Linked DNA regions of Homo sapiens: region 2 is linked to region 1. A link is an interaction called in ENCODE POLR2A ChIA-PET data of the cell type or tissue named here. Cell type or tissue: PC-9. All regions are shown on one strand. Each heading gives the region's core, and the rest is flanking DNA. Links, peaks and the distances in the headings are about the cores only. Region 1 holds the start of LOC105378211 (a long non-coding RNA gene). Region 2 has its middle 350 kb from the start of PRELID2.

Evidence for each region. ChIA-PET counts read pairs that join two places held together with the same protein. Peaks named below come from ENCODE experiments on the same cell type or tissue, not always from the same donor. Only the 100,000 strongest peaks of a DNase experiment are listed, where the experiment ranks them.
Region 2: POLR2A ChIA-PET joins it to region 1 with 6 read pairs; 2 of 35 experiments call an interaction of 5 or more read pairs at or near these places.

Annotation. Positions count from the first base shown.
Region 1 is chr5:145,427,679-145,430,502 of GRCh38, forward strand. It overlaps LOC105378211 (a long non-coding RNA gene), which reads left to right and starts at 2,189. Exons shown (of 3, transcript XR_007058983.1): 1 at 2,189-2,247. It also overlaps a transcript of PRELID2 not described here. In PC-9, for the core only: no CTCF peak of the experiment used is centred there; no DNase peak of the experiment used is centred there.
Region 2 is chr5:145,482,862-145,485,685 of GRCh38, forward strand. It overlaps a transcript of PRELID2 not described here. Among named protein-coding and RNA genes, the nearest start is that of PRELID2, 350 kb to the right of the region's middle. RefSeq lists a silencer at 1,392-1,592. In PC-9, for the core only: no CTCF peak of the experiment used is centred there; a DNase peak (open chromatin) is centred at 1,540.

The sequences.
Region 1 (2,824 bases), core at 30-2,529:
TATGAAAACAATCGCACCATTAAAGGTATAATACAGTTTTGTTGTGATAAATGGTATAAGGAAATAGTGAATGGTGCTATGAGATAGTGCAAAGAGAATTTGGGCAGAAAGTTCAGGGATGTAATCATGAAGTTTAGATTAGACGATATTAATTATGAGAAGAGGGACAGAAAACCAGGATATTTAGGCACTAATGGAGAGAACAGATTGGAAGGGCAATAGTGATAATAGATGCCAGTGGATCTCAAGTAAATCTTGTATGAAAACAGTTCAATTTCTTTCTTTCTTTCTTTTTTTGAGACGGAGTTTTGCTCGTGTCACCCAGGCTGGAGTGCAATGGTGCAATCCCAGATCACTGCAATCTCTGCCTCCTGGGTTCAAGCGATTCTCCTGCCTCAGCATCCGGAGTAGCTGGGATTACAGGTGCCTGCCACCACACCTGGCTAATTTTCATATGTTTACTAGAGATGGGGTTTCACCGTGTTGGTCAAACTGGTCTCAAACTCTTGACCTCAGGTGTTCCATCCATCTCAGCCTCCCAAAGTGCTGGGATTGCAGGCCTGAGTCACCGTGCCCGGCCAAACAATTCAATTTCTACTTCTATTGGTGCCACAGGCTATTTGAGTTGCAATGATCTTCCAGATTACCTCACCTAGTCTCTCACCCATTGTAAGAATCTCTACCTCTATTTATTCATTCATTTATAAAACACTTCTAAGCTTTTCTAGGCTCTGGAGATATTCAAGTAGAAAAAAAAACTGTTCCTGCCTGCCTGAAATTAATGTTCTAGTACAAAGAATCAGACAACAAACAAACAACAGGTAAATATAGAATATGTCAAAGGCTGGAAGGGCTACGGAGAAGTTGTGGGGTGGGGGCAGGGAGGAGGAGATATACCTAATGTAAATGACAAGTTAATGGGTGCAGCACACCAACATGGCACATGTATACACATGTAACAAACCTGCACTTTGTGCACATGTACCCTAGAACTTAAAATATAATAATAATAATGAAAAACAGAGTGAGATGCAGAGATAGTTTATTGGGGGCTATTTAAATACAGAGGTGTAGAAAGTCCTTATTGGTATGAAGAAGTCACTGGGGTAGAAATTTGAAAGAAATAAGCAAGGGAGGCATGCAGCTATCAGGAGGAAGAGCATTCCAGGCAGAGGAGAGAACAAAAGTGAAGCCCCCAGGCAGGTGCATGCTACTGTGTTCTAGGGGCAATAAGGAGGCCAGTGTGGCTGGGCTGAGTGAACAAAGTCCAAAGAGGAGTAGGGAAGGAGTGCAAAGTGGGAATAGGAAAACAGTTCATGTGGGGCCTTGGAAGCCTTTGTAAATGGACTTCTGCTTTCCATGAGATGAGAAACTCCTGGGAGCCCTTAAGCAGAGGGTGACATTAAATGACTCTGATATTTAAAAGAGCACTTTGGAGACTGTGTGAAAACATTAAGAGCAGAGGTCAGAGCAGAAGCAAGGATAGAGATGGGATAGAAACCTATTGCAATAATGAAGGCAAACAGATTAGGATGGTTTGAACCTGATGATAGTGGTAGAGAGGGTGAAAGTAATTGTACCCTGGCCATGAAAGGAAGGTAGGGTTAACAAGATTGGCTAACGGATTGGTCATGGGGTATGAGAGAAAGAAACGAGGCCAAGATGACTTCGAGGTTTGTGGTCTGAGCAACTAGAACAATGTAGCTACCATGAACTGAAATTGAAACTATGGGAGGAAACCATCTGGGGGAGAGGAATATGAGGAGTCTAGGTTTGCACATGTTAAGCAAAAGCTGCCTATTACAGAGTTAGTGAGATATGGAGTAGGCAGTTGGTTTTATGGAAAGAGATTGATATTTCAGGGAAGAGATACATACAATTGGGAATACAGGATGAGATTACGTAGGTAGGTCATGTAGACAGGGAAGTGCGGAAGTCCAAGGACTGAGATCCAAAAAGCTAATATCCAGGGAACCTAGTTCATTATGTATTTATTTCACAAATGTTGAATATCTCCCAAGTACCAGAAATATGATATCAAGAAGTGGAGACTCTTTCCCCACACTTTGATTCTAGGCTGGTGTTATGACTTGCTTTGACCAATAGAATGTAGTGCAAGTCACAATGTGCTCATTCTGGGCCTAAGCCTAGAGAGGCCTGGCATGCTTCCATTCTGTCTCTTAGGGTCCTGCCACCACCACATATGTTAGCCTGCTGGAGGACGACAGCCAGCCAACCTCCAGACATGTGAGTGAGGCCAACCTAAACCAGCCAGCCCTCAGCCATCCCAGCAGCTGAACACAGATGCATGAGAAAGGCCAGTCTGTATTACCTGAATGCAGCCCAGAAGAGCAGAACCACCTATTGGGTCCTTAGTCTCATGGGAAATAGTAGATGGTGGTTGTTTGCTGCCACTAACATGTGGAGTGGTTTTCGATGAAGTAATAGTTAATTAATCCAATTTTTGTCTTCCCAACTCTACATGTGCAAATTCTACCCATTCCATTTCAAATATACCATCCTCCATGAAGTATTGCCTGATACCTACAGCAAGAAGTCAGCTCTTTTTCCTCTGACACCCTACAGCATTTAAACTGTATCTTTTGGTATTTGTCAGAATAGGTTAAAACTATGCTGCTGTAACAAATTTCTTTGGCTTTGTATAAAAAAGATTTATTTCTTGCTCATGGTACACAACTTATGAGAATTGCCGGGGAGTTCTGCTTCACACATTCTCTCAGGCTACCACACTGAGGCAAGCGGCACCTTCATGGAAACACTGTCTCAGATCTAGACCTCAGACAAATCATGAAGAACTCAAACC
Region 2 (2,824 bases), core at 300-2,799, 55 kb after region 1:
GTTCACAATAGGGTTCGCGCTCCTATGAGAATGTAATGTGCTGCTGATCTGACAGGAGGCAGAGCTCAGGCGGTAATGCGTGAAATGGGGAGCAACTGTAAATACAGATGAAGTTTCGCTGGCTCACCTGCCACTCACCTCCTGCTGTGTGGCCTGCGGGTTGAGGACACCTGTCGAACAGTTTTCACAATTCACCTATAAAATGGGGACTATTATTATCATCTCTATTTTATAGACTGAAGTTGTAGTAGATGAAGTCCAAAAATCGCCCACAATTGTTGATGTCTCCTTGTGTTCACACCCTGTACGATGTGACTTTGCAGCAATGCCCATCAAAATATAGAGTCTGTTTCCCACCTCATGAATCTGGGCTGGCCCTGGGACTTGCTCAAGCAGTAGAATTAGACAAAAGTGACACTCTGACCATTCTGAGCCTACATTACAAATAGCATGTTTCTACTAGCTGTTTTGGATCCCCAGAGCCACCATGTGTGGAAGTGCAGGCTTGCTATGCAGAGGGTGAGGCTATTCTAGACTGCATCATTGTCCTGGCTGACTCATTAGCTCATCACAGACAGACACATGAGCTAGCCACAGTCCTAAGACCAGCCTAGTCTAGTCCAGACCAGAAGAGCCATCCAATCAATCCACAGACTCATGAGCCTAATAAATTCTGCTTTTATCTGCTTTGGCTTGGTTATACAGCATTATTTGTGGTAATAACTGAGGCATAAACTCCAAGAGGTTGTATTACCAACTTAAGACCACACATCCAACAAGTGATAGAGCCAGGAACTAAATCATAATCTATGGAATTGAAAACCTATGTCCTTCAAGACCACACATCCAACAAGTGATAGAGCCAGGAACTAAATCACAATCTACGGAGTTGAAAACCTATGTCCTTACCTATCACAATATGCTAAGATAATTGTCTTAAATCGGCCGAAGTGCTTAACATATAAAAGCCATTAATACTATTCTCTATTATTAAACCCTATAATACAGGGCAAGTGAGTGTTTCCCTTGTCTGTGTCAGTTGCTCACAACTGTTTCTCCAAAATGAGCACTGTACCTGACATATAATAACTCTTCAGTAAAGATTTATTGAATAAATTACTGAAGGTTGGCTACTCAGATAAATCATCAATGAAGCCTGCCCTTGAAGAGCTGAGAGTCTAAAAGAGAAAATCAAATGCAGACATAAATAACGGTAATTTAACATGGGAAGGTTAAGTGCCACAGGCAAGGAATCAGTAGAGCATTCTCGGAATTCAGAGGCAGGAGAAATTACTTACTACAAGGGAGGCAATAAAATATTTCACTGAAGTGATGATGTTTAATTTTATCCTTAGTGCCTGGACTTTGAACATATGGAGACTATGAGGAAGGGGCATTACAGGCACAGGGACACCGTAAGCATCCCATGGGGTAAGAAACAATGCTATGAGCACAAGGAAACAGTGACTTCCATTGGGTTAAAAAATCAATGTAGCCTATTTCATGAGTCAAAGACTTCATGTAAGCAGATCCTCCTACTCTGACTCATAGACTGACTCATAGACAAATTGGCTGTGTTTTGTTCCCTTAGCTCTTCTATTTCTTATTGGTTCATTGATTCCTTATTCATTGATACATTGATTCATTCTTCAACAAATATCATTATGTCTAAGAACACAGGTAGCCTCCATTTACAAATACTAGAAAGGAGAAAGCATTTCATTGGCTCATTTTAAAACAGAGTATAAGATCTTAAAAGGCAAGGACACTTCTACCTTTCTTCACTTCTAAAAGCACCTGTCACATAATGGTACTCAACTGGACACTAAACACACAAATACACACACAAAAAGCTGATTTTAAATTAACTTAAAAGTTAAGAAAAAACTACCTCTTTTAGCCAACAAGGAGTTCACTTAATGTTCATTATCTGTTACTTCTATAAGGTTTTACTGTATTTCCCATTAGAGAAATCTAAATATTAATGAGCATCTTTATGTTCATTGACTGTGCTAGACATCAAGTTCAGGACTTTGTCTGAGATACAATTCTTGCCCTCAAGCAACAGAGAGGAGCTACTACCAGGGGCTCTTCTAGCTTCTGAGGGTACAAAGGTGAATGAGATAGAGAAATTCGTCGTTGTCATAGAGCTTCCAGACCAGAAGGAAGAATACCTGCAACATAGCAATATCCAAACATGCCTATAATAAAGAAATAGCCAATTATAAAATCTTTAAGATAACTTCAAACAGTCATACATGCTACAAGATAATAAAACTAAAATATAACAGAAAGCTCTGGTTTGTCTTTTTAAAATGAATTCAAGAAAGAATTCTGGAAGAACTAATAGTGACACTGAGAAGAGATTGACAAAATAAGTGTCAGCCACAGGACAATCTGAGGACAGGGTTCTAGGCAGTGCAAGTGGCAACTGCCAAGGCCTTAAGTCTGGAATAAATTTGGCTATCACATATGTATATCTGACAATTTAAAGTGAGGTAAGTACTTCCAAGGAACATACAAAGAGATATTGGCATACTACTAGTCAGTGATTCCAGTTCAAAGCTAGCCACAGAACTTGAGATAATCTTACCTAGAGCACATTCAGAATGAGTGCATGTATGTAGAGCGTGTTTGCCTGCTCTGTTAACCACAAGTTACTCTTGGCTGTCAACCATGAATTGGAGGCCATCCTTAACTGGCTTGGCTTCCTCGCTCGCTATCTCTCATGCTTTCAAGTTCTTGGCACTTCTGCGTGCCTGTGCTAAAATGGCAGTCTTAACCGCTGCAACCCACCCATCCATTCCACTCCCACCAACGTCTG